Regions from separate parts of the Homo sapiens genome. Here all the other regions are linked to region 1. A link is a loop called in an ENCODE intact Hi-C map of the cell type or tissue named here. Cell type or tissue: PC-3. All regions are shown on one strand. Each heading gives the region's core, and the rest is flanking DNA. Links, peaks and the distances in the headings are about the cores only.

What was found. Hi-C counts contacts between places; a loop is a spot of excess contacts. Peaks named below come from ENCODE experiments on the same cell type or tissue, not always from the same donor. Only the 100,000 strongest peaks of a DNase experiment are listed, where the experiment ranks them.
Region 2: it touches region 1 in a loop (13-fold over the local background); 17 of 110 quality-filtered maps call a loop at or near these places.
Region 3: it touches region 1 in a loop (4-fold over the local background); 5 of 110 quality-filtered maps call a loop at or near these places.
Region 4: it touches region 1 in a loop (7-fold over the local background); 4 of 110 quality-filtered maps call a loop at or near these places.
Region 5: a loop joins it to region 1, with 6 times the contacts of the local background. A loop is called at or near these places in 4 of 110 quality-filtered maps.
Region 6: a loop joins it to region 1, with 8 times the contacts of the local background. A loop is called at or near these places in 3 of 110 quality-filtered maps.

Annotation. Positions count from the first base shown.
Region 1 is chr6:100,174,631-100,180,138 of GRCh38, forward strand. It overlaps the pseudogene ARG2P1. Among named protein-coding and RNA genes, the nearest start is that of MCHR2, 180 kb to the left of the region's middle. In PC-3, for the core only: a CTCF peak has its summit at 2,240 (motif pointing right); DNase peaks (open chromatin) are centred at 1,461 and 2,181; H3K4me3 peaks cover 467 bases; H3K27ac peaks cover 3,195 bases.
Region 2 is chr6:100,469,935-100,475,442 of GRCh38, forward strand. No RefSeq gene overlaps it. Among named protein-coding and RNA genes, the nearest start is that of SIM1, 7.8 kb to the left of the region's middle. In PC-3, for the core only: no CTCF peak of the experiment used is centred there; a DNase peak (open chromatin) is centred at 3,017.
Region 3 is chr6:100,226,186-100,231,693 of GRCh38, forward strand. No RefSeq gene overlaps it. Among named protein-coding and RNA genes, the nearest start is that of SIM1-AS1, 160 kb to the right of the region's middle. RefSeq lists a silencer at 2,983-3,072. In PC-3, for the core only: no CTCF peak of the experiment used is centred there; DNase peaks (open chromatin) are centred at 2,886 and 4,926; H3K4me3 peaks cover 1,386 bases; H3K27ac peaks cover 849 bases.
Region 4 is chr6:100,114,554-100,120,061 of GRCh38, forward strand. No RefSeq gene overlaps it. Among named protein-coding and RNA genes, the nearest start is that of MCHR2, 120 kb to the left of the region's middle. In PC-3, for the core only: CTCF peaks have their summits at 2,269 (motif pointing right) and 2,491; a DNase peak (open chromatin) is centred at 2,278.
Region 5 is chr6:100,662,300-100,667,807 of GRCh38, forward strand. It overlaps ASCC3 (activating signal cointegrator 1 complex subunit 3), which reads right to left. Exons shown (of 42, transcript NM_006828.4): 15 at 46-237. Among named protein-coding and RNA genes, the nearest start is that of SIM1, 200 kb to the left of the region's middle. In PC-3, for the core only: a CTCF peak has its summit at 2,191 (motif pointing left); a DNase peak (open chromatin) is centred at 1,122; H3K27ac peaks cover 944 bases.
Region 6 is chr6:100,105,297-100,110,804 of GRCh38, forward strand. No RefSeq gene overlaps it. Among named protein-coding and RNA genes, the nearest start is that of MCHR2, 110 kb to the left of the region's middle. In PC-3, for the core only: CTCF peaks have their summits at 2,316 and 2,521; no DNase peak of the experiment used is centred there.

The DNA.
Region 1 (5,508 bases), core at 179-5,178:
GCTCACGAGCAAGTGCCAACATCCATCTACCCTGCACTACCTTCTAGATAGAAAATTCAGAATAAGAGATAATAGTTGTATCCTTAATTTACCCATTCATAGAAAAAGTGTGAGAGTCAAGCATGACATGTTTGTCAATATTTCACCACATAAAAATTAAAACAGCAAGGGGTGATAACAAGTGGAGGAATTTTTAGTGTGGCTACCTGCAGCTGAGTATGTACAAAGCAAGTAAACAGTGGCCCAGTATAGACACAGCTGAGGGCACTTAATTAGTGACAATTACTACATTGTTCTAAGCTGCCTGTAACCTTGCTTTCTCCCTTTAGATAAACTCATTTAAGTAAATACAATGTCAAGAAAATGGACAAGCCCTTTGACTTGCTAGAGAACCATGAAAGTGCTGTATTCTATCAATTAAACATGATTCTTTCTTTTAAGAGGAATTAGATCTAACATTTGCTTCAAAATTTCATACAGCTCTCCACACATTGTGTATATTAGTTCTTTAGTGTTAAATGTGTAGCAAATCGATTTTTCTTTTCAAAAATTTATACTAATAATGATCACACACTAAATCTTTTTTTTTAATTATACTTTAAATTTTAGGGTACATGTGCACAATGTGCAGGTTTGTTACATAGTTATACATGTGCCATGTTGGTGTGCTCTACCCATTAACTCGTCATTTAGCATTAGATATATCTCCTAATGCTATCCCTCCTCCCTCATACTAAATCTTAATGGTTGGAGCCTTTCAGAAATTACTTACCTAGAAATACGTTTTAAGAAACAGTTTTGCAACTCACTGATAAAAAATATTGTTAAAGGGATAAACAATTTGGATGCTTTTCTAATTCATCACATTAAGTGAGAATGGTGTCCAGGCAGTAGTTTGGAAATGCTTTGAAAAAGTCACAAATGAATTACCTTTTAAAAGTTTTTCACTTAACAAACATTTATTCAGAAGCTAGCATATAAATCTTTATTTAACAAACCTCTTTTTAGCAACTAGTACATGCTAGATGCTATAAGCAATAAGACATTGTATCAGCCTTTAATGAACTTATAATCAAAAAAGGCAAAAAGAATAGTGCATAAATAACTGTCATACAAAGAGGAAGGCCAAACTACAAGTCCAACTTCTTCAGTCCTATAGCCACGGCATTCTCAAGAGACAAGGTCCAGGCATTTTGTTCTCCTCTAACATCTGCACCAAACAACTCCTATGTCATCTGAGAGTCAGAGGATGGTGACAGCAGCTCCTCCAGCTCCCTGCCTCCTGCAAAAATGAGCAGAACCTTGTGCATTCACCCTGACAGATAAATGTCTTGCATTTGCTGCTTTTTTCTGGGAAATGTGGTGCATGTAAAATGAATATACTTTTATTTGGGACATTAGTCATGGAATGTGGGGGAGAAGGAGATGTTTGACCTACTTAAATATACTTAAGTATACAAGTTAATTTCTTCACAAACTATTTCCAAACTTCTTTTGTTTGACTTGGCATAGACCCCAGGTGACACCAGGCACGCACAGGAACATGGGAAAAAATGCTTTGTTGGTGGTGGATTCCCTCATGGTTTCACAAAGGAAAGGCATTAAAACTCAAGGAAGGTTTTAAGACTCAGTGTTTAATTTATGAAACCACATTTTAAAAATCCAAGCAGAGTAGTCATTTAATGAGGTCAGAAAGTAAGCTGTAACAACTTTAAGCTGGAATTTTACTGTTGTTCTATCACATGAAGAAATGAACGTTTTCTGTCTGTTAAGGATTTGAGATAAGCGCCTCCCACCAGTTGATACCTGACACTTGCAATCAGCTCACAAGAAAGGGGTGCTGCATCTAAAGCTACATTAACTCTTCAGTAACAGCTCAATCTCACTTATCCATGAAGTTCTGTCCGTGAAGTTTACAAGCACTAGGAACATGTCTCCAAGTTACACACAAGAGTCCTGGCCCTGGGCCCTAAATTACACATGGATCTGGAGCTGAGGAAGGCCTCGAATCTCTGGAATTCACCCTCCTCATCTGCACAATAGGGGCTGCAGTGCATGATCCCTCACAGCTCCATCATGGCCAGGGCAGAGAGTGAGATGTCCCTGTGTCAGTGGTACAGCTTGCTTGACTTCATTCCTTCTCTAGATTAACCATTCAAGGCTACACGATGTCAGGTTGCTCTCTAAGTCTACTGGCAGGGCAATGTATTGTGGTTTTCCACAGTCTTCACAACCAGCAGAGGGAGCGAAAGTGCATAGTAAATCAACTTTAATGAAGTATAAAATCTCTTTAAAAATTCTGTTTCATTAAAATAAAATCTGCTAAATGTGTCTGGGTTGAGAAATTTGACTTGCCTGGTATATTTGCCTGCTGTCTGTTAGTGTTTGTGTGTGGGAAGTCAGAATTTAAAAATTATGGCCACTATAGTTAATAACAATATATTGTATTCTTGAAAATTGCTGAGACTGGAAGCTTCCAGCTGCACTGAGCTCTGCCTCTATCCCAGTGATTCCCCACACTGCCAGTCAAGTCCCTAAGGAACTTGTCTCCTCCAGACGCAAGTGCATTCTATCCTGAAGAAGTCTGGTTGTGATAGGAGCCCCGTTCTTGTAGGGACAGAAAAGAAAAGGAGTGGAACATGGTCCAGCTGCCAGAAGAAAAATTGGATTGATGAAAAGGGTCTCCAATTTGGGCTGCTGCCTGAAAGACTTTGAAAAGTTTAGTTTTACTCCAGTCCCCACAGATGAGCTCTTCAACAACCCTACAGTGAATCTGTGCTCAGTGGCCCAGCCAACCAGCAACTGGCTGAGTTGGTTAGCAGAGCAGTGTTGTCTGGCTACAGCTGCGTCACGGTGAGAGGAGACCCCAGCCTGGCAATTAGTACCATTAGTGGTCATGCCTGGAACTGCCCAGACCTTTGTGTCACTTGGGTTGATGCCCAGAAGACATCAGTACACCCCTTACCACTTCATCAGGAAATCTCCATGGACTATCAGTTTCATTTCTCCTCACAGAACTACAGGGAAAGGTACCAGAACTTCCAGGATTTCCCTGGACAAACCTTGTATCTCCTCCCCAAGTATAGCGTATTCTGATCTAGGAGACATGGACCCTCTGGAACATTTTTTTAAAAGAACAATGATATCTAGTATTTTTCCGTGAGAGACATCAATCCATTTGGCACCCAGGAGGTCATGCAACAGAAATTTGATCTGCTGATTGGCAAAAGACAAAGGTCTGTCCATCTGAGTTTTGATATTGATGTATTTGACTGTACACTGGCTCCAGCTGCAGGAATCCCTATTGTAGGGGGACTGACCTTTCAAGAAGGCATCTATATTACTGGGGAAATACATAGTACAGGGTTGCTGTCAGCACTGGATCTTGTTGAAGTCAATCCTCAACTGGGCACTTTAGAGGAAAGGGCAAAGGCCACAGCTAGCCTGCCAGTAGATGTAACTGCTTTATGTTTGGGTCAGACAAGGGAAGGAGGGCACATTGCCCATGGCCAGATTTTCTCGTTTCCCAGCCAAGTCAGAAAATGAAGTGTGTGTGAGAATTTAGGAAATACTGTGCACTGTTTTGTTTCACAATGGGCATTCCAGAGCTGTAAGGCATTTGAGAATTTGAGAGGACAGGTATTAAGTGCTTATCTGGGTTAATATTGCCTTAATTAGAACACTTGCACATTCCCACAATTGTAGTTTCCCCTCTCCATTTTGGTGACTAATAATACCACTGTAAGTGTGTGTGTGTGTATATATATATATATATATATATATATATATATATATATATATTTTTTGCAGTTCACTGGGTATTAATGCATTGTAGTGCTATGTAAATTTAAAGATGCATAAGCAGCATTCGTTACCTTGGTATATCAAAAAATGGTAAGAAAGGAGATTTTTTAACTGTTTTCACCACAAAAAATAATTATGTGAGGTCATACATATGGTAATTGGCTTGATTTAGCCATTCCACAATGTGTACATATTTCAAAACAATATGTTGTGCCTGATAAATATATGCAATTTTTATTTGTCAACTTAAAAATTAATTAATTGAAAAAATAAATACCAAAAAGCCACAAGAGGAAGGAGATTAAGTCCACCCACACCTACCATTCTGCTGTCTAAAGATAAAGGAGGAGCCAGAGGATGCTGGGCCTGCAGGGAAGGAGGAGACGCGTATCAGCATCCTGGCTGGGAACAGAACTCAAGCCTCTCGACTGGACCCTGCTTTCCTTTTTTCACTCACTTACATGAAAATGGGCTTGGGATCAATAAGAATAATTCTGCTCAAGCTTTCCAATAGAAGAAAAACAGAGTAACCAGCCATGTTCTGCAGCTCTCACAGCAATCCTTCCCTCCAGCTGACTTGCTTCTCATCTGCTACTTTTCATGACGATAACGTGCTCCCGCATTTCATGGTGAAAGCTAAAGTCTTTAAAGTGGTCCGCCAGTCACTACACCACATGGCCTCCCTTTGCCCCTCGGACCTCTGGGTCTCCTCAATTCTCCCACAGCACCAGTGGCCAGTGTGCCTTTCCTGAAGCATGTCAGGCCTCTTCCCACTGAAAGCCTTTGAATTCGCTGTCCCCAGAGCACTGTTCCCCCAGAAGTCTGCATGGCTTAGTCCTTCTTTGTCTACTGAATGTCAACCCTCTTGATGCCCTATTTTAATTGTAAACTATCTGCTTTTCACTTTTCCTCCTCCCTTATTTTTCTCTACCTGACGTTCAGTACATATTATATGTCTTACTGTTTTCCTTATAAGTTCAGAGGTTTCTATCATTTTGCTCACTGTCGTTCAATGAATGACTAAATGAATGAGTCAATGAATTTTAAATTTAATTACATATGCAGTGTTTGAAAGAAAGAAAGCAAGTTTCCTTTAATGAAGGTATCATTATGTGCATATTATAGTTCTTTCGGCCTTACTCCCAAATAATTTTTTAATCGGTAGCTCCAAGATTGCTACATTGATTGAAATTCTAATTATTTGGCTGTGAGCACAAATGTGCTCATAACTTTATCATGTTGACATAAATATCAGTTATTTGGTAAGACAATGCTCCAGTCACCTCCTCCTGCTATAATGTCTAATTATCTATCTTGGGCTCTCACATTCCATTGTGAAAAACTAACATTAGCTCATATATAATAGTCATTCATAGTCTTTGCATGTTTGGTATGTGTGACCAAATGCCCTTTAATAGGTTCCATACTAATATTACATGAATATTAGTGAATTATCTAGTATAAATTTCTACAGGGCCTCTTAAGTAAATATGTATTTAGTTGGTTATGTTTTATGCATATTTAGAATTTGTTTGCATTATCCAACTTCACATGTATTATTTACCTGGTGGGAATATTTAGCTTTCTGACACTCTACTTTATCCTATGTATAAATTCACATATGTTTTATAATATTCATAACACTAATTCACCAAACGATCTTGATATCTGGTATATTATCATTTTCTTAATGAGATGTTATCT
Region 2 (5,508 bases), core at 374-5,373, 300 kb after region 1:
CTTAGTCTGCTTTTTCTCAGCCTGCTTCTGAAGTAGAAGACTGTGAGGAGGGAAAATATTCGAAGCGATGTCCCTAGTATTGTGGGATCTTGAACATACAGCATAAAATGATAGGGCGGTCTAGTTGAGGCCCAGGAGTGAGGCTGTCCTCTGTGATAAGGATGGGGTCTCTGAAGATGGCTTATTCCTGCCTCCTTAGGAAAGTGGTTAGTGTCAAAAAAGGGAGAGGAAGCCGGGGCAAACTTCCGTGGGGAGTTTGGCTTCAGAAGAGCAGGGAAATACACAGGGTGCTCTCACAATGTTTCAGTGTTCCAGGGTTCTCAGCTATGTTGCTGGAAATAAGTCCAGAGACTTTGGTTCAGTCAACCAGGGGTGGGACACACTGGAAATATAGCAGACAAGCATTGGTTCTCCTTTTGGCCTCAAACCTGTTCCCTCATTTTTCAAGACCACTTAGGCATAAAGGGTTCAAGGTGTGTGTGTGTGTGATGTTGGTGCAGGGGGAGTGGTCGCTAGAGGAGGGGGCCCTGCCTGGATGCATTGGGCCAGGGTGGTCTAGGCCTCCCCTCAAGTGGCAAGGGCTTCCTCTTGTGCAGGGTCAACGTTATGACACAGCTTTGTTGATCCTTAAGCACTTTTGTAATGTTTTTATGGCTCCATCCTGCATAAGAAAATATTTTAAAATTATATTTTGCAACTGCATTGGTAAACAGATGAGTGTAATTCAGATTGGTTTCATTATCATATATTCATTATTCTTACATTTTTTTTTCTTCTGATGGTAAAAGAAATAAACAGTGAAACATTTTTCTCAGGCCGTAAAACTACATGGGCCCTAGGCACTGTGACTATTGTGTGAAATGGATAAGTCAGTGCTGCTCCTAGGTACACCTGGGATGATATGGATGCTGGGCATGCCTTTTCCCAGCAGTGGTTCCTAAGCCCCTTTCAGATGAGAGAGGTTTGGGATGACAATCTCTATCCATGAGTCACAGCTCCATTTCTGGAATGAAGCTGTTCATCTCCTCAGGGCTCCCACTGCAGAGTCCCTCCACCCTAAAACCGAGTGGAAAATCCAGACCGATTAGACTACCAGCACCATTTCTTATCTTAACACCTGGCCTGCTTCACTTATTTTCCTTACCTAGAAATCCAGATTATTAAGTGAAATCCAATTTTAAAACACTATGCAAACCAAGCAAGTGGATCTTGGGCTACCAATTTATGTCTCCAGCTATACAACTACGTAGCTTCTTATTACTCTTCTGGAGTTTCAAGCAAACATTAAGATTTATATTACACACACCGTTCTGCACCTTGATTTTTTTTCACTTTTCATGACAGTATACAGAAAGCTTCTTCATCCTTTCTTTCCTAAACATCTGTATAGCATTCCAGAAAATACCAGTATAAATTATTTAACCTTTCACCCACTGAGGACATTTAGGTTTGTTTCCCATTATTGCTTCACAAACAATGCTGCAGTGGATAACTGTACACATGTCATTTACCTGTGTACAAGTACACCCACGGGACAAATTCCCAACAATGGAGTTGCTATATTGAAGGATACATGGATTTGCACTCCTGATAAACATTGCTAAATTGCCCTCCATGACAGTTTTGCCAATTGACACTCTCATCAGCAATGTGTGAGGGTGACTGTTTCCCTACAATCTTCGAATGAAGCACATTATTAACTTTTTTCCCAGTCTACTAGATGAAAATTGATTTTTAATTTTTTTCTGTTATTAGGGAGGTTTGGCATATTTTCATATGCCTAAGTGCTGCTTGCATTTTTCTACTGGAAACTGTCAACCCAAATGATTTGAGGGTGGGGGCCCTCTTGGCTCTGAGGTGGGTAAATCCTTGGGTAGGAGGTTGAGGTGGGGTCTGGTTTTAAATACAGTTGAACCATTCTTGAATCCCTGGGGTGAGCTCACTGGTCAACACTGGGAAGTCGAGACAATGACAAACACAGGTTCAAGGTTCTGGAGTAATCTACTAACAATTTTACTCACATGAAACATTTAATATTCTTTCATAGAAAACACAGAATAAGATAAATATGCAAATATAATTCTAATGTATCTTCATTCAACAGATCTCCTGTCTAATTATAATCAATTATATTGTACATATGTTAAAACAGTGGTTAATTTCTGGATTCTGTGTTTTGAAATTCAGTTGTCCCAAGTTGATATTTGATCAATCTGTTTCTGTATTTTACCTATAAACACATGGGAGACTTTACCACAGAAACAACTCAAGCATTAACATATGCCAGCCAATCACTTCTCGTGATTTGAACAAATAACTTGGAGGAAACAAGGGGATAGACTCATCAGCAGTTTCACAGGAGGAAAAGCCATAATGGTCTGGTTAAGAGGAGGAAAAGCCATAATCATCTGGTTAAGAATCTAAATAAAAATGATACGTAGGAGAAAGCAGGGGAACACAAGTGCACTGCAAATGTGCAGCCCATCTCAGTTTAGATCTGCTTTGATATTTATTTTCACTCCTGGAGATCTGATAACTAGCTTGTGAAGATAAATCTTGTACCACAAGCCATTGTGTATTCTCCTTGAATAATCAAAAGTCACAGAAAGGAAATCTTGATGGCAATGTGATTGTTTTACTCCAAGCCAAACAATATAAATGGGTATTACAATTTTACATTAACTTTCCTTAAAACTTTTAATTTTCTATTCATTGTAGGGCCTCAGTGCTTCAGAATTATAACATAGTTTTATATGAGATGGCACTCTCACTTTCTTTCTCCCCCAACCCCATAAGAAAGACATGATAATGAGAAACTATTCCAGCAGGAGGAGCCGGTTTAGATACAAATGGATTCCATGGCAACTCCTGACTCCACATGACTTCTAATAACTGGCATTTCAGTTGAAAATTGTCTGTCTGTTATTCTGCTCAATGCTGGTGCTTTATATGGGGTTTTCCCTAGTTTACATCTCAGAAATGGAACGTTAATCTCCAGTTTCATGAATAAGCACCGGCAGCAGCAGCAGCAGCAATGTGTCATCACCTGTAACCACAATGTGGCCAGTGATTTGTCAAGTGTTTCTGGCTCCAATTTTCAGACTAGCTGACAGAGGTGAACACTGAATAGGAAATATTCAGAGCTGGTATCACATAATGTAGAAAATCTGGAAGGTGTGTTCCACTGCAAATTGACAGAAAGAGTCAAATGTTTTTATTCAACTCAAGACAATGCATGCATCAGGCCCCTGACAGCAGGTTGTGAATGTTGGGCTTTGTTGAGTCAGAGACCACTGCACTGGAAGAGGAAAACTAAACAAGGATAAAAATATCTGGTGTACCCCCGTCTTACTTAAAACTCTCTGTTTTGTCCCAAAGCTGAGTGATCTGCTGATCTCCCAATGAGTACTGGCACCACTGTCATGATGATAAATAAGATGATAAGTGTCATGATGATAAACAAGAAATGTGTATAGGACAGGTTTGTAAAACCTCATGTCTAAGTATTTTATAGATTTTTAGTCTAACACAGAAAAAAATTGGGTCACAAATGAGTCAAGTGCTCACTCTTGGAATCACTATAAGTCAAGGATGGATTTGGGTACAAAAGTGATGATGAGCTGAGTTTACTTTTGAGAGCTCCTTCCATAGCTTCTGGATCTTATTGAGGAGGTTGTGTCTCATCCATGCAGGTAAGGACTGAAATTCAGCCCTGGCTCAGTCCTGTGTCCCATCCAGAGGGGGGTCTTTTTCTAATTTGCACAAAGGCACTGTATAGTCTAGCAACAGCCCTCGCAATACTATCCTCCTTGCTGATTCAGGGCTCATGTGACACACTTCAAAGAATGTTTGTTATGATGTATTGGAAATAATCTTGCAGTAGTTTCAGTGCTTAATGGGTGACCAACAAATAACATTTCATTCCCAGGGAGTATAAGAATAGAGGTGACAGAGCAAATTTGTTTAGTGAGGGCATATCCCAGAGAAAGAAGAGAAGGAAAAGAAATGCTTCTGTGAGGAAGAAAAAGAGATGGACACATGGAGGTGGGAAGCACCAAGGAGAAAGTTTTACAAAAAGATTGACGTCAACCTGTTTAAAATGGTTCCAAAATCTATTGACCAAATTCAGGGGGAAATGCTTTAAAAAGAGCCAAGTATGCTTATTTTGAAAATTGCATTAGAGAATTAGCTTGTGCATTTTTAAAAAGCAACTTAAATATTACTATAGCTTTGACTAATTGGAAATTTGAGAAGTATAAACCCAGTAAGAACTCTTGCTGTTTAGCAATGTTATCAGCTATCAGTTCTTCAGTGGTCAGCAATGCTGTAGTTTATGTAGGACCTTCACATCTTTTTCGAATGAGCTGAAACCTGGCCAGTGAGACAGTGTATTTGAAGTGCCTGTGCAGTGACCAGAATGTGGTGGGTGCTCATTGGAGGAGAGTGCTCACCTCACTTCCCACTTGCTCTATGATTTCAGCATGGAAGGAGTTAATTGGAACTTCTGTGAGTTTGTAACTCTCTACATTCCCATGAGGATGGGGACAGATGATATTCCCCCAAGTTTCCAAAGGGAAGGCTGAAGAACAGAGAGCTGAGTAGCTTACCCAGAACCACGTAAGAATAATGTTCACTCAAGTAAGTATTTGCGGGCTTTCCCTCGAAAAGTGAAAAAGACCAAATAAAAAGAAGTTAAAGTTAGATGTATTGGAAATAAGGACAGTAACCCCAGGGGAAAACATCCCAATTGAAAGCTGGCCTGGATTTCTTCTTGAAACTTTTTTCTTCACATTTATTTATTTTTTTTTTTTTTTGAGAGGGAATCTCGCTCTGTCGCCCAGGCTGGAGTGCAGTGGTGCAATCTCGGCTTACTGCAAGCTCCGACTCCCGGGTTCACGCCATTCTCCTGCCTCAGCCTCCCGAGTAGCTGGGACTACAGGCGCCCACCACCACGCCTGGCTAATTTTTTGTATTTTTAGTAGAGACAGGGTTTTACCGTGTTAGCCAGGATGGTCTCGATCTCCTGACCTCATGATCCACCTGCCTCGGCCTCCCAAAGTGCTGGGATTACAGGTGTGAGCCATCGCGCCCTGTCCTTTATTTTTTCAATTTGGAAATAATTATGGATTTACAGGAAGTTGCAAAGAAATGTACAGGGAATTCTGGTGCACGCTTTACCTTGCCTGACCCAGTAACATCTTGCGTAACTACAGTATGTATAAATACCAAGAAAGTGACATTGGTACAATTAACAGAGCTCATTCAGGTTTCTCCAGTTACACTTGTACTCGTGAGTGTGCGTGTGTGTGTGCCTGCGTGTGTGTATCCGTGTGTGTGTGCTCATAGACCTATGCAGTCTGATCACATGTGTAGCTTAGCTTAGTGTACCATCACTACAATTAAGATACAGAATTGCACCATCACCACAAGACTCCCTTATATTACCCCTTTATAGCTACAGCTTTCTCTTTCCCTCCATCCCCATCTCTAAACCCTGGACACCACTAC
Region 3 (5,508 bases), core at 131-5,130, 52 kb after region 1:
TGAAGGGGAGCAAGTGAAAGTTGCAACTCTTTTTGCTATTTCCTCCCACCTGTCACCCAGTGCAGTAAAGGAACTTCTGGTAGGCTACCTGTGTGAATTGTAGCCTATTGATGCAGTCTACCTATGTGAATTGTAAACTTTACTCTGGAAAGCCAGCTAAAGCAGCCCAAATAGTTCAACTCCTTGTTCAGCATTTCCCTCAAACTTTGCTCCCAGGCAGCCAAGGGCCGCAGGGGAATGAAAAATATTCCTCTCCAGCCTGAGCCCCCAGAAGAAGGAGAAAAAATGCAACATACACTTTGGCAGGTAACTGCTTTCTCCTTCTCCTCAAAAAGAAAGGAGGTGACACATGAAGATAATAGATTATCCCTGTGTGCTATCCCCTAACTAGAATTTTTCTTTTAACTGTAGCAATATATACGTAACATAAAATTTGCTTTATATTATTTACACTGAATGCAACATGTGGCGAAGTATACGTAACATAAAATTTGCTTTATATTATTTACACTGAATGTGACATTCAGTGACTTAAGTACATTTATGTTGTTCAACTATCACTAGAGTTTTTTTCATTTCCCAAACTGAAACTCTGTATAACTCCCCATTTCTCCCTCCCCCCAGCCCCTGGCACCACCATTCTACTTTCTATCTCTAAGAATTTGACTACTCTAGATATCTCATATAAGTAGAATCATACAATATTTGCCCTTTGGTGACTGGCTTATTATACCTGGCGTAAGGTCCTCAAGGTTCATCCATGTTGTAGCATGTGTCAGAATTTCCTTCCTTTTTAAGGCTGAATTCCTTCGTGTGAGTATATGACATTTTGTTTATTTACTCAACCAGCAATAGACAGATTGGGTTGCTTCCACTTTTGGCTATTGTGAATAATACTGCTAGGAACATCTGATCAAGCCCCTGCTTTCAATTTTTTTGGGTATATACCCAGAAGTGAAATTGCTGGATCGTGTGCTAATTCTACTTTTAAAATCTTGAGGATCTTCCACACTGTTTTCCACAGTAGCTGCACCATTTTACACTCCCACCAGCAGTGTAGAAGGTTCCCAATTTCTTTAAATCCTCTCCAACGCTTGTTACTTTTTTTTAAGTGACAACCATCCTAATGGGTATTTAATAAAGTTTTTTTATTAGAATCATTTTTCTTTCTTCTTGTAAGCCACATCACTCATGCATGCTTCAGCTAACCACGCAACCCTGCTTTTTCATCTTCATTAAACATCAGCCTTTCACAGGATAACACTTGAGCTGTCTATTGCAACCAAGTTATAATCCTGCCTACTGGAGCTTTCAAGAATGATACCACTTATGTTTGGGAATGATCCTCTGTGGATGAAAGTAGGCAAAACAACATACCCTTCATTTTCACACTGAAGAAGGTCAACAACAGGCTGTATAAGGTATGGATAAAGCCAAAGGACACTGTAATATTCTACAAAACAATTATCTGCAAACTGATGAGAAGTATCACATTAAATCTTCAGTATCAACTGTCATTAAATTTAACATGGAAATAGGTAAAATGAGACAGTTTAGAAATAAAATTGACTTTTTTTTAAAAAAAGAAACTATGGACTGGAAAGTGTATATACTTTAGATGATGTTCAGAGTGTAATAGATTCTAATGATCTATGTTTGTCAAGTCACTTAACGATTTTGTTTTTGTCCCAAGTGAAATAGTCACAAATCCCCAAATGAATTACTGAATGTGAACAAATTTCTTTTTTGCCTGTTATCATTCGCTTCCTCTTCTCAGTTCTTCCTGCACACCAGCATGTTACTAAATCAGGCACAGTGATAAGCAAGAAGCTTGCCCTCCATTGGTTTCTATCTTAAATAATTACAATCATTATCATCTAGAGCCATACAGCTGGTTCTTGTGGAGAAATGTTTATGATGCTATCTTCAAATTAATAACACTACAGAAGGAGAAGGGTAGAATAATGTCAGAGGCATTAATCAGTAACACTCCAATAAGTGGTTTATAGCATTATAGTCACCTGACTTGCATTTATGAGATGCGGGATATTCTTTTAACTGCTCTGTTTGAGGTTTTTGATGAACATAAGATTAATTAGAAGAGATTTTACTGCTGGTTCAAAGTATGTTGTTCCTCATCATGAATGTAATCATTGATGACTGAAATAACTCATTTTGTAGCAAAATCATATCATTTTGTAGCATGATATGATACACCATATCATATGGTGTAATGATTTAAAAAAGCATTATTTTATCATTACACCATATGCCACTGTAGTTGAGGCTTCGTCAGATTCCAAAGATACGTCATTTATCACAGAACTTCACCCTGAGGTAAACTGTGAGTTGAGATTCTATCAACAATAAACGTGATGACTTCATCGTTTCATTTAAAGAGAAGTAAGCTCTGTGACTGTATATTGCTAGCTTCCTGTACTTTATGCTTCTGTAGGCACAGAAAGTATTTTAAAACGTAGAATGGGGCTTTTCACACAAAGGAGTAACACAAAGGAATAGATCTGAAAGGACTGTCATCTGCGATCACTTCCTACCATCAGTTTTAAGTCAAATGGAAAAAGAGTTCTCATAAAAATGTCACTAGGTACTCTCAATGGCACTGAATTAGCTATTTGGGTACGGAAACGGATGTATTAAAGTATAAAAATTGAAACCCACCAAACGTGTATCAAGTAGGGGAAAATCTGCCTGCGCCCCTAGTGCCCAAAACACTTAACCCTGAAGTACCAGGTGTCCCCAACCGCGGGCAAACCCAATCTTGGTTCACTTTGGCGTCTCGGAACTGACAGGGCTCCGTCAGATCTTCCGTTTCCCTCCTGCGCGTCCGTGATATTGATTGACAGCCTCTCCCCTCCCACCCTCCCTGGCGGCCCAGCCAGGCAGGCTGTTTTGTCAGCTGCTCCGCCCAGGCCGGACGAGGCCGCAGCCTGCCAGCCGGCTCCGGCCTCCACACCGCGGGAGCACGCCCCGCCTCGGCCTCGCCGCCGCTCGGGCTGACACTCTGCCTCCGGGCCCGGGGAGACCTTTCCATCTGCAAATAACACTGGAGAATTCAGACTAATCGGTTCAGCTTCCCTGAGGCAAAGGGGAAAAAAAAATGTTTCTTCAAAGGAAAAGGATTAAGAGGGAAAGTGAGCAAAGGCTTGCCTGGTCTCCACTTAGGGAATCTGAAAGAGCACAATCAATTGAACAAATGCTTCACCTAATCATGGGGAAAGCAGGGTTGGAGAGGAGCTCTGTTTTGTGGGGTTTTGCTCTTGTAAGGTCACTTATGGAATCAGCTAATGGAAACAAGTTCTAAAGACTTAGACGGTGGAGAACATTTTCTTCACTCCACATTGTATTAGGTTGGTGCAAAAGTAATTGCTGTTTTTGCATTACTTTTTAAAAAATGGCAAAAACTGCAATTACTTTTGCACTAACCTGTCTTGTAATTTTTTGTTTTTCTCAAAAGGGTACTTTACTAGCCACAGTTCTTCATCCTGCACGCGCACACACACACACACACACACACACACACATCTATTGTTTATTCTGCTATTGAAGCAGTTACATAACAGGTTACCTGCAAAATGGGAGCTGGAAAAACATACATAGTTTTAATAAAGATCAAGCGACATTAGAGTCTATCATGGAAGAGCTCGATATATCCAAACTGGGAAACTATGAATCAAAATTTCATTAGAGAAATATTAGTGACTATTCTGACTTTTTTTTGTTTTTCCCTTTTTGATATTAGCCAGCTCTTCCTAAAAGTCTCTAGGCTGTTTCATCTGGAGTTCCCAAGCCCTCTTTCTCATTCATGATATCTACTTGGAAATTAGGTGTCTCAGTACAGCTGCTTGCTAATTGTAATTTAATTTGAATCTCACTTAAGAAAGCATTTTCTTTGGAGGGGGAGAAATCTTCAAGGAAAAAAATACTTTCAGGTCTTGATTTGTATAACTAACCCTTGCACTTGGTAGGTCATTAGATCTCACTAGTTTGTAATGCAATCAGAGTCAGCATTCTGCTCTTAAGGGCTACTCGGTAATTTGCTTGTTAATATATTAGCACACAGCATTGATCAAATGGCTAATCCAATCACACGCTTGTAATCGATCTCTTATTGATTACCTAGTCTGGTGATCACTTTTGTTGGGTTCAGTCAATAGTAAATGCCAAGTAGCCTTTCACACACCTAATTAGCTTATGAAATAAACCAAACATTTTGCTTGGCCCTGAAGGCAAAGATCAATGGAAAGCTTTGGGGCTGAATTCAGATGATTTTTTCATCAACTTTTCTTCCTCTCTTCTGCAGCCACTCAAGTTCACATTAACACTCTCCCTCTGGTTTGAAGACATCTGAAAAGCAGCTGCCATGGTGGAGACGCTGAAGCAGCTGTAAGCCATAAATCACAAGGGTGAGGGATTCTGGGTTGCACATTGGCATGTGGTCTGTCAGGCCAGAAAAATAGAGACATAAAAGAGCCAAAGGTCAGAGGTATGTAGAGTTTAGAAGCCTGAACTTGTGCTATATTTTATGCAAGGAAACCTTGGCATTGGTGGGTCTTTCCAAATACACTTTAACTTTACCGTGCTGACATGGTACTTGATTAGATCTTTACTTCTCTGAATGAGCTGACTGTAGCTTCCTGCTACTCATCTTGCTACTGTTAATTTGATCGTGTATCTTCTTGCCTTCATCCAGAGGACCAGTCCCTCCAAGGGTAATTGGGTTAAATAACAACTTTCCAGTTGCATCCAAGATTGTTAAAGTTTGAAATGAAAGCAGTATTGGAGATGGTTTGGCTGATGCTTATCACATGACTTTAAGGAAGAACCTACTCTTATGGACCCAACCCCATTCCTCACTTTCCCTATAGAATAGACCTCATCATAGAAACATTTGCCTAGGGCCTGAGTAATCACAGACCTGCCTGGTGATTCAAAGCAGGAAAGTGAGTAGGATAGCTTTCCTGGAAATTACTGACAGCTACACAGTTAATTTCCCGGAGCAATATATGGTAATGACTCTCAATGATGGGATGTTCCAAGTTCCAAAACACAACACCAGGCTGGTGGAGTGTAACCAAGTCTCTGTTGGCAAAGAAAAGTGTAGAACTGAAGCATGATCTAAAATCAATCCCAGAATTTTCCTGTCTGAATTGCCATTTTTAGAACAAAGAATTCACCAAATGACTTTCAATTTCTTTTTAAAGAAAAGCAAATTTCCGGAAACCATAGTTGGCTTATATGATTATGTCAAATTTTCCTGAGGATTTAAAACAATAGCTTTATGGTCAAAAATATAAGCAATCCATCAATCAATCAAACAAGTAAATCCACATACTTGGCAGGGCAGACGAAGCATTATTTGTCAGGGCAAATGAACACAAGTAACCTTTCCTTAGGACTTATCTAGACAATTTCACCAAATTTCATCTTGCTTTGAAGATAAGATCTATTAATACAATAAAAAGCAAAGTGATTATTTAAGTTTAGCTG
Region 4 (5,508 bases), core at 303-5,302, 60 kb before region 1:
AATATTAAAATATTTTAAAAGTATCTGATGTTGGGGCATAACACAATTTGGAATATGAGTCTCAGTATTCATTATATCTTGTGACTAAATTTGTCAAGAAGCTCAACAATTGCATTTTTCCCTTTCCTTTTTTTTTAGTTTTGCAGAATAAGCTGATCATTTTGCTTTTTAAGTGTCATTTGATAGGAATATGTCTATACTATACTTCTGGCAAAAATTTACCCTCTCTTTTATGGTAAAATATATTCAATTCAGCCAACTACTTTGTGGCCAAACCATCTCTCTGTACTCACCACACAAATGTTGAATCAGAAAACAGAATGGCCATATTACAAGTCCTTGGCTCAATAAAAATAAACCAAGCCAAAAAAAAGGCAAAGGCAAAGAAATTTCTGTGAGAGTTGATTGGGGTTTATTTCAGCTAATTTTGCATTCATTTCACAATCATTTTTACATTCTACACTATAGAAATAAAAATGATTAATTCTGAAAAATCTTGCTCTATGAAGGGGCTGATGATGGGCACCCACTGCATGGGCCTTCCACAGTGGCCCAGGGCTCTCTAGCAATGCCACTGTTAATTGTTGGTGGCTCTCAACCACTTTCCAGCAAGTACCTCTTTTTCCTTTCTCCTGTTTTCTATCTCATTCCTCTACATTCCTTAATCAATAAGTATTTCCTAAATGCAAGAGACCAGCTCCTGTCATCAAAAAGCTTATTATTGAATAGATGTGCCTTGCAGTGATCCTGATGGACTCCTTCATGCGGCTGTCATTCTCCAATCAAAATGGTTTTGGACCCATCAAGTTTATCTACATTTTATGGGTCAATTAAGTGCCTACTGGGTAGCATTTTTGTAGTATGAGAATCAGCAACAAGAGAGAGCATATTTTTTCATGATTACATTTTCTGGAGGGAAAACTTAAAAGATGCCATTTTATTTTCCTATATGTAAAACTGTGTTTCCAATGGAAATGAATTTAGCAATCCAAGAGAGCTTTTGTAACTGCCAATAGAGTTCCAGGTTGCTTGGCAATGCAAATGAAGATCAGAAACCATCCCCACCCAACAAAATGAAAAACAACAAAAACAACAACAAACCAAGAAACCCCATATGTCTGTCATTCCAGAGATGCACAGTTGAAAGGAGCCCAGAATAAAGCTTTGAATGAGAAACAAAAAAATGTGAGGGCAACACATGAAATGTGTTTCATTTTTTTAAAGCAAAAACAAAATAAACAAAAACCAAGTTGTTAATGTATTATTTCCCATCAGAAGGGAAAATACCAATAATGGGTTTGAGGGTTGTGGTGCCAAGTTCTCTAGGGTTATAAACTAGACTGATGCAAAGCAGATGAAATTTCATCTGCGGCTTACAAATGAAAGCTTTTTAATGGGGAAATGGAACATTTCTGCCCCATAGATGTGCTGAGACCTCAGGTTCAATAGAAGTTCAAGTCCTCTTTTTCTCAGCATGCCAGAAGCAGGCACCTTGGTGAACATCAGGCTAAAGAATTCATGGAGAATGCACTAAAGGGTTAATGGAAAGGGCTTCTAAAAACCAAGGAATACCCCCCCGCCAAAAAAACCCAAATTAACAGTCTACTGTTTAAGATTATTTTTTAAAAATATATCAACCTAATGTACAAAGAACTAAAGCTTTAGCAAAGGGGACCAGTCAATAAAGAACACCTTTGGTGATATGTCACATTGTCTTTTCATCTGTAAATGATAATGAATTTGGCAACCATTTTGCCCCTTATTGCAAATTTAAGAATAGTATCCCATCCATTCCTAACTCCTGTTTTCTGAGCAGGATTTTTAGAGCGCTGTTGTCCTAACATACAGAATTAATGTTGAAAGAATTGGTAGAGTTTGGGAGAGTTGGAGAGGTTAGGGTTTTATAATTATTTTTCTTCGATTATGTCTATATTTTAAGTTATTTACTCATTTCATGTCAATTTCAACCTCGAGGAAATAAAAACCTTTTTTCTTTCTCTAGGCATTCTATATTGTTCATGGGAAGTGGAACTGTGTAAAAGGCTCATGTGAGTCTAAGCAGTTACCAGTGAGGAGAATACAAAAGGCCACCTCACCCCAGTGCCTGTGGCATCTGACACTAAAACATATGGCTGAAAAATGTAAAGTGCCATCAGTTACCAGGCTGCTTGTCTCCCTGTTCTGTGATATCCCAAACCAGAGAGCTCGGTTTCTTTACAGAGTAGAATGATTACGACCACTAGTCTGCCCTTGCTTGGTAAAGGCAAAACTCCAAATGGGCAGAAAAAATCCTCCAGGTGGCAGCACCTTCTTAGCTTTCAAATCCTCCTCTAGTGTGTTTTTAATTAGAACTAAAAATATAGTAACTACCAAAACCAAATTGATCCAGGAATAAACATTTATATGGTACCTCCAATCTGGAACTAGTCAAGATGTATTAAATTATTAATGATCTCTTCCAGCTTCTGACTATTGCTTGTTTTGACTTACATATTTAAATACTCCCTTGTAAGTAAATATGAAAGTTTATAGACTTAAAACAACATAGAGTTATAAGAATGAGGTCATAACCTGTGACTTCTGGATTAATGTAATTCATTGTGTCTGCTTGTTTCTCATTACCAACTAGCATTTCCAGTCCTTCATATCAGCCATGTTGTGCTGTTGTGACCATTGCTCTAATTTCTATGTCCTTATGCTTAAGCAAGAAACCATTACAGAAGCTTTGAGCCAAGGTAATAACAATAAAAAAGTGTTTTTAAGCCAGAAGCAGAAGGGGAGAAGGGAGTAACAGACATTCAGAAGGCTGGTGAAAGGTGAGCAAGACTTCCCCGGCAGAAAGAGCTTGTTTAGGGAAAATGGCATGGTGTTCTTTGAAAAGTCCTTTTTATTTTTGGCCTTAGCAAATGAACCTATGGAAAGCATTTACTAATTGGACATACAGTCAGATCAACCAGCAATCTTTCTGTAATGAAAGAAAATATAGGAAAGGTTAGCACTTTCCACAAACCCTAATCAGTCTCCTCTTTCTGTATTTGTCATTGAATGTCTCCACAACATCAAAAACAACTAGATGAAAAAGGAAATATTCAAAAGCTTGCTGGCTCTTCTACATACCAGTTTGATTTTTTAAAAACTGGATATACTGAATTAAATGAACTGACTTTGAGTAGCCATCATGTCAATGTTGTGTAGTCTCCGAGACAGTTAAGCCTATTTGAAGATGCTTATGATGTTCTTGTCTGTCTATCAATATTTTAGTCACCTAGACTCAGAACCTGAGATTTACTTATTAGTCACCCATTCAAACACCATCCACTGAATATTCACTGTGGCAGACACGATGCTGGGACCTGATCTTCAGCACTTCATTTTCTTCAAACTCTGTCAGATCGGTCCTTGCCTCATGTTTTCAGTTTTATTTTTTCTTTCTGATTCCGTGGACTCTACCCTAGACCTTAATCACTTAATGGGTATATTACTGTGAAAACCGTCCTCTAAATTTTCATGTTTGCAGATGCTCTTTCTTTGAGTCTATTCTACTTGCTACTGCTCCCAACTGGCATGATTCATTTCACTGATTGAAAAACCTACCATGACTATTTGTTTATAAGATCAATTGAAAAATTCCTGTTTCTAGGATTAAAACTTCTTATCATCTGGCCCCTCCTAATGGGGACCTCATCTCTCAAGGCTCTTCACTGCGTCCCATCATCTGCCATGTTCTCTTGCCCTCTGACATTTCACTCAGGATGGCCTCCCTACCCTCTTGCCAAATTCAAGGTCTCCCTTAACATCCCTTCTCTCTTCATTGCAATATCTACCACCAGCATCTATTATTTCTATTCCATATTCTACCTTGTCTTTCTTTCTTTTTTTTTTTTTTTTTGGTATTTATTGTTTTTTCAACAAGATTACATTCCTATTGTTGAGGGACTTTTCCTTAGTTTGGCTAAAGACGGGATCCTTGTCACGTGACCACAAAAGATTAGGCTCCCAGACAATTTGAAGGGTGAGAATAATGGGATTTGTTGGGTGAAAAGGAAAAAAAAAAACAAGAAACAAAAAATAGGGAAACATGAATTCTCCATAAGGCTAGGGTCCTGCTAGTGTGCTTCCTGCCTCACAGTTTGAATTCCAGTTTCCACCCAGGAAGAGGAGGGGCCAGGCTCCTCCCCACTGCAAATAGCGCGAACTTCTGTGGCTCCGCCCAAGTGTGCACTCCTCCCAGTGCACAGGCTGGTTGGAGTTTCCGTGCGGACCACTTCCCACCTGGCTGTCTCACTATAAAAAACATCCCCTGAATCCTGTACTCATTTCTTATCACTCACTCTGTTCAACACATAGTAGGTGGCCAAAAATACTGAACCAAGAAATGCTTATTAAGTTGAATGTTTTCTCTATGCAAACTGGTCAACTAATACATGCCCATCATGGTCATCAGCCCCCAAAGCAGCACTTCTCAGAAAGACTAAATGTCATTCTATTCATAAAAAGAAAAGATTCAATTTAACAATGTTCCTAGCATGTACTAGGAAATGTTGAATCCTCTCATTTTTTAAAAGCCACCTTTAGAGAATTACATGATTGCTAATGTAACAGAAAAAGCTTATATTTGATTTTCATTTGAAACAAAAAGGTCAGGTTACTGCAACATTTTCTCTGTTGTGATGACATGTTTAATACAGGACAGTTTGACCTCTTATTCTATCTTAATACTTTTCTTTTCTCTAATAACACGGTGTCTATAATGGTGAATTATGATATTTAGAAATGTTTTGAAAACTTCCTCGAGTCAAGTGAGTAATTCTGACCACTGAAGATGTTTTTCTGCACTAAAATAAAGGATTGCAAGGCAGTTGCCCTTTGCCATCATCCCAGTTGACTTTGAAGAGCATAGTGACATAGCAAACATGCTTTCCTTCATAGGACTTGTTAAATGTGTGTCTTGCCCATATCTGAGCGTCTCCATTACTGATATTGCCTCAGCCCCTTGAGACTCTGGAAAAAGAGGATGATTCGGGTTAGTATTTCCAGCTTCACAGGCAGTATTTGCTTTAGAGACACATTTATTTCTGAATGTGTCTCCTGAAGAAAAAAATGGCACAATTTTATGACTTAGGAAAAACACAGGATATTTAGAAACCAACCTTTTAAAGAGTGTTTGTTCTAATACCACTTCTGCTTGTTGTTATATTCTCTAACTTGGTATAACTGCCCTTAATTCCAAACAGCCTTCAAATTTGCAAAGATTGTCTTCTACTGATTAAGAAGTTAACGGGTATTGAGTTCCTGGTACTGCACAGGGATTTACAAATGTGGTCCACAGTAAAAGGCAGGAAAACCTCTCAGCAGCAAAGGCTAAAACCCCAAGAAAGGGGAATTGCCCATGGCTTCTGTCATTGGCTATTGACACTTTCAGCCACTGCCCCAATTCCATTTTTCTACCATCTTGACCAAATAGTCTGTTTGGCATAACTAGTATATTCCATGTCTTCTCGGCATTAA
Region 5 (5,508 bases), core at 289-5,288, 490 kb after region 1:
TAAGACACACACAAAATCCATTTATCAAGGAAGGTAAGCTCTTACCTTAATAATAACAGCATGGGCGGGAAGATTGACACCCCAGGCTAACGTAGCTGTACACACTAGGACTTTGATATGCCCATTAGAAAACAAGTTTTCAACTAAATTTCTGTCCTGCCGAAGCATTCCTGCATGATGAATACTAAAACCATCTGGGAATAATTCTCGTACTTGCTTATTTCTCGACCTTTGTACCTAGATACCAAGAAAGCGTAAGAGTATTATTTAGCATTTAAAAGCAATTGTTTTTAGCATTTCTGTTGTATGAGTTCATCAAAGAAATCAGAAAATTATTTTTAAGCATCTTAAGGTATTACTAGGTCTTAGTATATAATGCTTTATATAAAATCATAAAAAATAATGTTACCTATCTTAAAAAATAGGTAATACCAAAATATATCACAAAATTCAAAAGGAAAGAGGTGAAAAGCAAGTGTCTCTTTCATCCAGATGTCCCTTTTTGCAATCAATCAGTATTACCTGTTTCTTAGCCTTCAAAATATACACTATTCAAAATAAAACTAAATCTCAGTGGCTTCTCAACTCCTTAAGAGTAAAGGCCAGAGTCATTACAATGCAAGACTATGGAAATCAATCTCATCCCCTTACCTCATCCACACTAGCCACAATGGCTGGCTTTTCTGAGTATATTTTCCAACAAGTCCATATCTGCTTCAGAGCCTTTACACTTTTACTTCAGACCCACTGCCTTTGAGGACTTCTCCCTTCTTATTGAGATCCCCATGATGCTTCCCCTATGATATTCCTCATTGCGATAAGTCAATAAACCCAGCTTTGTTCACCTACAGCTGTGTTCTTGGTGATCTTTGATAGCAAAGCATTGACCATCTGTTTTAGCTCCTCAACTATAGATGTGCATTGAGTATAGAGGAGTCCTTCCTTATCTGTAGTTTTGCTTTCTGTGGTTTCCATTACCTGAGGTCAACTGTGGTCCAAAAATATTAAGTAGAATATTCCAGAAATAAACAAATCATGTTTTAAGTTACATGCTCTTCTGAGTAGCATGATGAAATCTCACACTGTCCTATTCCATCCAGCCCAGAAAATGAATCGTCCCTTTGTCCAGCATATATAAGCTGTAGACATTTCTCACCCATTAGTCACTTAGTAGTAGGCTTGGTTATCAGATTGACTGTTTAAGTATCACAGTGTTTGCAAGTCACCCTTATTTTACTTAATAATGGCCCTGAAGCACAACATTAGTGATGCTGGCAACTTGAATTTGCCAGAGAGAAGCCATAAAGTGTTTCCTTTATGTGAAAAGGTGAAAGTTTTCAACTTAAGGGAATAAAAACGAAATTGTATGCTGAGGTTGCTAAAATCGATGGTAAGAGCAACAAATCTTCTAGTTGTGAAATTACAAAGAAGAAAACAGAAATTTGTGTTAGTTTTGCTGTTGCACCTCAAATTGCAAGTTACAGCTACAGTGTGATACATAGTTAAGATGAAAAAGGCTTTAAATTTGTGGGTGGAAGACACGAAAACAAAAACGCACTTAATTGACACCAATCAAGTTAGTTCACTAGTATCTGTGGTTTCATATCTTGGAAATATACCCCATGGATAAGGGGGGACTACTGTAATAATGTTACTTCTGGTTCTGTTCTTTGGCCTAATCTGAGCCCAGAGGTGAGATTTAGTATACTTATATGTCACCTGTGTAAGTGCTGTAGCAGAAGGTCTTAAAAGACTCACTGAAGATTCACTATACAATAGGCAGAATTTTTAAGAAAAATTAAAGACCTTAGATTAACATTTAAAGAAATGTTTATATAGTTAAAGCTTCTGTTTGGCCATCACATCATGTGTTTATTTGCTATTGGTCTCAAAATCTCATTATCAATTCATGAGCTTCTTTTTGAACAGTTTTTTCCCTACACTTTTTACTTAAGGGCTGGATAATGGCAGGGAGTAAGATTTCAGGGGACTGGGGTTCCATTCTAGACTTTGCCATACTGATTATCTCTCAGGTCACTTAAAATTTTAAACTTCTAAGTTAATAATATTTAACTAATAAAATTATCTAAGAAAATAGTATTCCATGAAATCTGCTTCAATTATAAAACCAAAAGTAATGCATTAACAAACCACACCATCTAGTGGCCAACCAAGTAAATAACAACTTACACATTTTGAGCCTCTTAAGGGTCCAAAACAAAATACATATATAAACATAACAAAAGAGGAGAGCTTCTTAAAGTTTCAAGGGGGGTGTATTCTTACTTTATTCTTATGCAGTGCAGTCAGCCTGTTAGAAATTATTTTATACATATACTTTAGGACTAATTACACTTGGATCTCATTGCCTCAGCTTTCATCTTTTCAGACAAGCAATATTGTTACTGTAATCTTAAAGCAGCTCTTATGAATATGGAAAAAAGTCCAATTGTGGTGTATTTGCTAAGAGCTCCTTCAGAGGCTAAAGGTAGGGAGAGGAGAAACATTTCACTTACTTCATTTCTTTTCTAATATTCAAGAGTGGATATTCAAAGCCAACAGAGGAAACTAAAACTATTGGTTGAAGGTGATATTCAAATCATATTGCTGGATTGCTGTTTGGTTTTAGGTTAAGTCTGCTTTCTGTGGGCTCCCTGCATTGAAATGTTCTGCTGTCCTTCTTACAAATAGATTCCTTAGTCAAACCCCATTTGAGGGAAGACATGGCTAGGACTGCTGTGGCACCAATGACACAGTAAGAAGTTAAACAAGGGAAGTATGTATCTGTGATAGAGATGTTTCTTATAAAGTAGCAGGTGGATCTTGGAGTACTGACATAGTACCTCCCACTTGATCACATGGGTTTCACATTCAACCAGCATCAGTGGCCAGTTTCACATTCAACCAGCGTCAGTGGCCACCAACTTGGTATATCTCTCTGGTCTCTGTGAGGAACTAGGAGGAGGTAGGAGTCACTTCTATTTCTATTCTTGCATACTCTGTGCATTTTTTTTATTGGTTCATTACAGACTTGAAGTGACAACAATCAAAGTAAGTCTGGGTTTTTTATTCTTAACTATCTTTGAATCTGAATTTTCCATCTGTGGTCTGCCTTAGCTCACAACAAAAATGAACTGGAATCTGGCCGGGCACAGTGGGTCATGCCTGTAATCCTAGCACTTTGGAAGGGTGAGGCAGGCAGATCACGAGGTCAGGAGATGAAGACCATCCTGGCTAACATGGTGAAACTCCGTCTCTACTAACAAAAACAAACAAACAAACAAAAAAAAAATAGCCGGGCATGGTGGCATGTGCCTGTAGTCCCAGTTACTCGGGAGGCTGAGGCAAGAGAATCACTTGAACCCAGGAGGTGGAGGCTGCAGTGAGCCGAGATCACATCACTGAACTCCAGCCTGGGCGACAGAGTGAGACTCTGTCTCAAAAAACAAAAAAAAAAGAAGAAAAAAAAATGAACTGGAATCCCTGGAGATGAGGCCCAGGGATGTTCCTCATGTGATTTTAAAAATCATCATAAAGCAAAACTATTTTTCCACTTTTAGTGTACACATCTAAGAATTTTAAGACATATTTGTGTTAGATTTGTGTAGCTACCATCATAATCAAGAGGAGTTTCTCCACCTTAAAAAAACCCCCTCATGCTATTTCTTTATAGTTAAACTCTTCGCAACTACTACCACTGTACTAATCTGTACTCCAACCCTATAGTTTTGTCTCTCCAAGACCACTATATAAATTGAGTCAGAAAGCTTATAAACTTTTGAAATTAGTTTCTGTCACCCAGATTAATGGCTTTGAGATTCATCTAAGTTGTTGCATATATCAATATCTCATTCCTTTTTATTGCTGAGTAGTATTCCACGGTACTACAGATGGGCACATTACAGTCTGTTAATCGGACCTCTCACTGAAGGACATGGGGGTTGTTTCCAGTTTTCACAATTATAAACAGAACATTTATAAACATTCATGTACACTTTTTTGTATATATTAATATGATTTCATTCCTCCAAAGTAAATACCAGGCATGAATCTTACGGGTCACATGGTTAATGTATGTTTACTTTTATAAAAATGCCAAAGCATTTCTGGAGAATTTTAACATTTTGCATTTGCATCAGCATTGTATAACAGTTCCAGTTGCTTCCCATACTTGCCAGCTTCCCATACATTATATAATTATTATTTTTTATTTTAGCAATTGTAACAGGTGTGTGGTAGTATCTTACCATGGTTTTAACATAAGTTTCCTTAACAGTTAATGATGTTAAACATCTTCCATGTTCTTGGATGTGCATATCTAATCAGCTCCTCAAGTGATTCTACTGCACACAAAAGTATAAGGAGCGAGTTTTTTACAGAAGGATATTTGCAATGATGTTTTTATCCACCTGTGTTATAATACAGCTGTACAATTTGACCTCATGAGACTATTTAGTGCTAAGCAACCTCGTATTTGTTATTGTACTAAATTATTTACATTCCTAAGAAGAGTACCTCCTAACAAATTTATGAAACATGATAGTCACTAACAGACAAAAAAAAAGCACTGTAAAGAATCAAAGAGAAGATCAATAAGAAACATGTATTTATCATATATTAGATCCTAGGAATTCAAAGAAATTTAAGACAAAATCTGAGCTTTGGATAATTTGCAGACTGGTAAGGAAGACAGACTCATATACAAGTGATTTCTATTAAATATAATGTGTTTATGATAGAGGTACAGGGACCAAGATGAAACTTTGTTATTTATGACATGATATTGTCATTTATGACAAAATTATGTCTTATTTACATTTGTATCGCTAACATTTGGCAGGGTGCCTTCTTCATACTGATACTACACATTCCCTGAATGAATGAATCAGTGATCTGATAGTTTGATCAAAGAAGTCTTTACAGAAAATGTGAAACGTGAGTCTTGAAGGACAAGGGATAAACTGCTAAATGGGGAAAGGTAGGCAGCAGGATATATAAGTACCTAAGCTGGGAATTATTAAAGAGCACACACAGTGTGTTTGGAGGGCATTCTGTTCAGAGGGTGTGGGGCAAAAATTAAGAAAATTAAGCTAGAAAAAAGGATTGGGGTCAGGCTTTACATTGTCTTGAACATAGGTGGAAAAGGAGCCAATTCAAGTTTTTAAGCAGTATCAGATTTGTTCTTTAGAGAGGTAACTTCACAGTTGTGCTAAGACCAGAGCAGGTATCGGCCACTACAGCAATCTGCAGAAGATGGAGGCAGGGGAAACAGAAATAACCAAACAAAGTCAAGGTTAAAGTTGGCTAGAAAGTAACCAAGACTGGATGACTGTCTAGAAAGGGGGATGAACATGACATAAAAGAAAAGGAGTTAGAATTGTTTCAAGCTAATCCTTATCTTGGTGCACTGAATATACGATAAGGTAAACAGAATGAGGAGAGTCAATGATTGCCTTTAACTTAGGTACTAAGAAGGTCAGGAGTAAATTATGTTTTGCGCATGAGTTT
Region 6 (5,508 bases), core at 131-5,130, 69 kb before region 1:
TGAAAGTTGGTTTAGACCTCAGAAGTTAAATATTTCACTTAAATACTGCTGTGTTTTAATTAAATATAACCCTGGAGAACAGTGTTTAGTTGCACAGATGAAATGGGCTAAGCCTTGGGGCACTGTGACTCCAGTGGAGAAAATTGAACAGCAGAGTCAATTGGGCACAAGCTATGAGAAGAGTGAAGCAATTTATCAGGCCGACTGGAAGTTAATTGTTTAGGCAAAACGTAATACGTCATAGTATGACAAACACATCAAGCTACATGGGGCAAATACATAAATGTGATGACTATTGATTACCACCAAATGAAGGCTTTGGCTGTTTAATCAGTTATGTATTAGTTTTCAGCACTTTAAAATCAGTTAAAATCTAGTGTAATTTTAAAAAAAAGGGTTAGAAACAGAGAGACCAAATAATTTCAATGTAAGCAATTAAGTTTGGGTCATGTAGTCCCAGAAAGTATGGTGCCAGAGTAATGACTGAGTTGGGCTGAGTTTTATGGGAAAGATTCCTCAATGGTATAAATAAGACCAGTAAACAAAGTAAGAAAGACAGTCATTGTCTTCCCTTTATATATCTCTCATGCCTCAAAATTTACACGCAGTGCTAGACAACACATACTTTCACATTAATACTGGGAATAAAGTGCTGCCGGAAAATGGAAATGGTGCAGACGAGAAAGCTCCACATTATTAGGGACCTGTTTTAAAATGTACCCAGCGTTTGTTTTGATGAGGTATAGTAAGACACACAGACATGGAAACGGCTGCTATGAAGAAAGACTGTTTCATATTCACAGGTCCTGGGTGATGATGTTGACTTTCTAGGAGTCCAGGCACACCACGTGGGGCCACATGGGGAAGCAACCAGGGTTAGTCAGGGGACAGAGAAAGAGTGAGGGGAAAGTGTGGGTAAGAGCCTTTATTGTGGTTTCTGTAGGAAGAAATAGGACAGACAGGAGAAGCAGGCTTGGGATTGACTAGCAGAATAATTTCAGTGGGCTTGTAGAGAGTGGAGAGACTGTTCCAAGTTGTCGGATACTTTGTCCTGAGGGGATTGGGGGAGGAAGCAGCGGCTTGATGTGAGTCAGTTCAGTTCAATAAAGGAGGTAGTTGGGGGGTGTGGGCTCTGGATTGGTTGGTTTGTGTATGAAAGGCATACTTGCAGATCAGGCTTCTACTATCTTTAGGAATTGGCTAGTTCTAGGTGGGGAAGGCTCCCCATAGGGGAAGTGAGGCTCCAGATGCCATGTCATTAAGAATAGAGAAAATTAAAAAATATAATTAATATAGGACCTTCCAGTCTCTGTGTTCTGGAGATATGCAAAATGTTAAAATATTGAAAACACCAGGGCTAACATCCCTCAATATGTCACCTCAACTGTGATAAGGGCTGTCTTTACCTCTACGCTCTGTTAACCATTCAAAGATGCTATCTGAGCTTTGCAGATGCTGGCAATGCATTCTTCTTAACTACAGATTATTTTGCAGCTCTGCTGCTAATCATGTTTTCTTCAATAGCAAGAAGGCTTAAAAAGTTAAATAATGAGAAAATGACTCTTTTAGACGCCAGTGATCCTGCTGAAGTTCTCTTGAAAACTCTTCACTTATGGAGCAATGCCTAGGAAGGCCGTCCACTGAGGGTGTCAGTGATGGTATTAAGAGATCAAGCATTGTTGAGGAAAGATGAACATCCCATTGTGGCACAAACGGAATACATTCTAGAAATTAGGGTTTTCATACTCCAAAGAACTGAAGAATATCTTTAGACTGAACTAGATGGAAATGATTTTCAGATCACTGTTTTATACTTCATACACAGAATAAATGATGAGCTAAACTGTAGCTAAATATACAATTTCAGAGGTGTATTTTACCTTCATTTACTTAATGCAATCACTAAAATGCCTATGGTTACATTTGTGCCAAATTTTCAGTTATAAAATTTGATTTTCAGCAGATTAAATTTAGTAATAAAATGTTCTCTATGCTAAAGAATAAAAGGAAAGTCCTTGGGCAATAGTGTTTTTTCAATCACTGGTTTTTGAAATGCATTTGGTTGTAATAAACACAACCGCATATGGTAAAATATGACAAGTATTTTTCATTGTTAGCATTTTCATCTGTAAATAAGGTTGAAATTTAGCCAACAATTATTTTTCTCAAGAGGTTAAGAAGTGAAAACATAACATTTATTTTTTTTTCACAGAAATTGACACCACATTGATCACATCTGAGCTCTGGAAAAATAACAAAGAACCAGTCCTTTATCTCCAGGGGTGCTGCTGTTAAACAGTAACTATTCCCTATCTGACCACTGTGTGGTGCTGCTTACTTTTAAATTGTGTGTGTGTGTGTGTGTGTGTGTGTGTGTGTGTGTGTGTGTGTGTGTGTGTATCTGGGTGTGTACGCATATGTAGGCTTGTCTGCGTGTGCATCTTTGCTTTGTACATTTAGATATTTCTGATTTCAAAATGTAGCATACATTCAAGTTTGGAAACATCGAGTGCTGAGATTCTATTTAATGACTACAGATTGAAATTGACCAAATAATTAATCTCAAGCTTGAAATTGCATTTACTTCCTGCTTAACAAATGACCACCATGATGGTAGCAGAACTCAACCTAAGCATATTGCTAATTAATCTGATTTTACAAATAGACATAGATTTGGTGCAGAAACATTGCAAATAAAGAATTTTCCAAAATCTGGAAGCATTTAACTCTTTGCTTCTTCCCAATCGACATTCCGATGTTTCACTATTTTTGTGAAAGTAGGATTAAACAAAACAAACAAAATTTTTCTACATGGGTGATAATACAGACTTTCTAGTTAGAGTTTGGTAGAAAACGAAAAAAAAACCCACAAGCCTACTGCACTGGCTTAAACTAACAACGAGTAATTTAAAGGCTACAGCAATAGCTTAAGGAACATGAAGAAAGAAGATGCATTTTTGAAGGTGGGAGCTGGGAATTGACAGTACTCAGGAAACAATAGAACTGCTATCTCTATTCATCTGAAGTCGTATTTCCTCATTTATTCAATTTGGTTTTCTCCGTAACGTTTGGCCTGCTCTGGCTTTCATGTGCCATGTCACTATACCTGGCCCTGCTTCTATCTGACCTTTCAGTTTAACCCCCAGCCCCTAAATTATTGTAGTGTAGGTGTCTCCGTGGTCAATTTTTAGGGAGAGACAGTGTGGTCAATCAGTGGATTGATGCCTTTCTATTATGTAGTCATCATGAAACTCTTAAAAATGCTAATCAATTCAGTGCAGTTCAACAGAAAGTATTAAGTCATCAAACTGAAATGAAGAAAAAGACCTGAGTAGTATTAGAATACTCTTGATAATATAGTTCAACCCTTTATACTGGAATAAGATCAATCCTAATATATATAAAACCAGATAGTCTATTCAAACCATATCACTTTATGTAAAGAAATGTATTATGGAAACTCTCCAATTTTTACCTCATGGGATTTTATTGTGCTTAAATACAAAAAAGAAGGGAGGAGGGCATTTTTTCATAGGCAAATAATCTAAAAAGAATTTCATAGTAGAAAAGTATTCTTTGGCATCAGGAGTTTTATTGCCCATCTTTGGGAAAAGTACACAGAAGAATCTAGTGATTGAATGACCAGGTTATTTGCCTATTTCCCTTAGGAATCTGAGGCTAATGATGTGGGGACAGAGGGAGTATTTGTTTAAAGATGTCTTCCTCTCCAGATTCAACTCCAGAGAGGTTGGATAACTTTAAAGGACCTGGTAAAATACCCTACTTTAAATAAATTTCTAAAGGAAAAGGCATCATGAATATTGCTAGGTTGAGCAAGTCAACTGCTAATGCACAGATGGTGAATCTGGTTCTGCCTTCTTCACCATATCCCCCCTACTCAAATTTCTGCCATGGCACCTCTGGGACAGGTGACGGAATAAAGGAATTGCCTCCTCAGTGTTGGGGACAAAAGAGATGCCATGGCTACCACTGCTGGTTCCTCATCAACATTTTCTTTTGCCTCTTACGTTGATGGTAGAAAAGAAAGGAAAAATATATGTACATATTGTTATTAAAAATGTAAGCCCATTGATGGGGCTATAACATTTATTTTAGATAATGGCACTTCTACCAGATAACAGGAATTGCTCATTTCTAGAAAGAGCTCTGAACGATAAATCAGTGTTTCTAATTTTGTTCTATCACAAACAGACTTTGCTAATTAAGGAGCAGGTCTCCTCATTTCCCTAGGCCTGAGTTTTCTTTCCTGTAATATATTCAAGTCCTTTCCTGTTCTCATCATGCATGTTTTAATACTTTTCATTATTCCCATGGAACCTTCTTAAGGTGGCTGTACCCATCACCAAAGCAGATGAAAAGCTTACTTTTCTAGCCCAAATAAAGATGTAGTTTTGGAGCAGTAGACCTGTCAGTGTTAGCTTTATAAGAACAAATAAATTAAACAAACAAACAGCCTCCCTCCCCACATAAGATGGGCTTATGTCAATCATTTGTTTATTTTGAAAAGAGGAAAGAGGATCCAGGCAATTACTTGCTATTCAATGAAATTAAATCATCTCCATCCTCCCTTTCTCTCTCCTTCACCAGCACACACCATGATTCCAAGCAAACTATGCATCTGAAACCCATATGGAAAGTCAGGAGAGTGCAAAGAGTGTAAGGATGTAGACCCTGAGGCCAGGCTGCCTAATTTCACAGCCAAGCTCTGTTGTTTGCTACCCTTTCACCTTGGACAAATTGCTTAACTCTGGCCACGTTCTCCCCATCTGGGAAATGAGGATAATAATGGAACCTTCATCAAAGGATGGTTGTGAGAATGAATAAAAGCACTCGGAACAGTGCCTGGTACATAGTAAGTGTTGTGTAAGTGTCCTATAATTAATATAAGCAGTTCTATAATTGTTATCTGAATTAACTGGTAAGGAAAGGGTTAAGAGTCAGTGGGCTTTGCTATGGTCTGGGAATGCTTCAAACAAAGAAAAATGAATTACAGACAGACTTTCTCTGGCTTCCTATGTTTTTCCCATTTTTTCCTATATTTCCTATTTTTTCCCATGTTGCCATGCCCCTCAAATTTGTCCTTTCCTAACAAAACATCATCTGATTGGCAAGTAGCTTCTCATCTTCAGTAAGTCCCCAAAAACAAAGATGAGAGAATATTTGTAGGCAACCCCAGATGATTGCCTTCTTTACTTGATCCCCTACTTTAGCCCCTTGTTTTATGGATAATCACCTACCTCTGCTGAAGAAAAGGGAAGGAGGAGAGCTGAAGGAGCCACTTCCCATGCAGGGCAGTGCACAGCATGGAGAAGGCACTGTCTCAGATATTCTAAGCAGAGGGGAGCAGAGAATAGAGGAGAGAGCACCCAAAAGCAGACAAGGAGGAAGAAGCATAGAAGTTATAAGAATTTCCCACCAATAGCTCCAATAATCATAAAGGCTGGGAACTGAGAGATATCGGTGGAGCAGGGATCTGTTGTGTCCTCA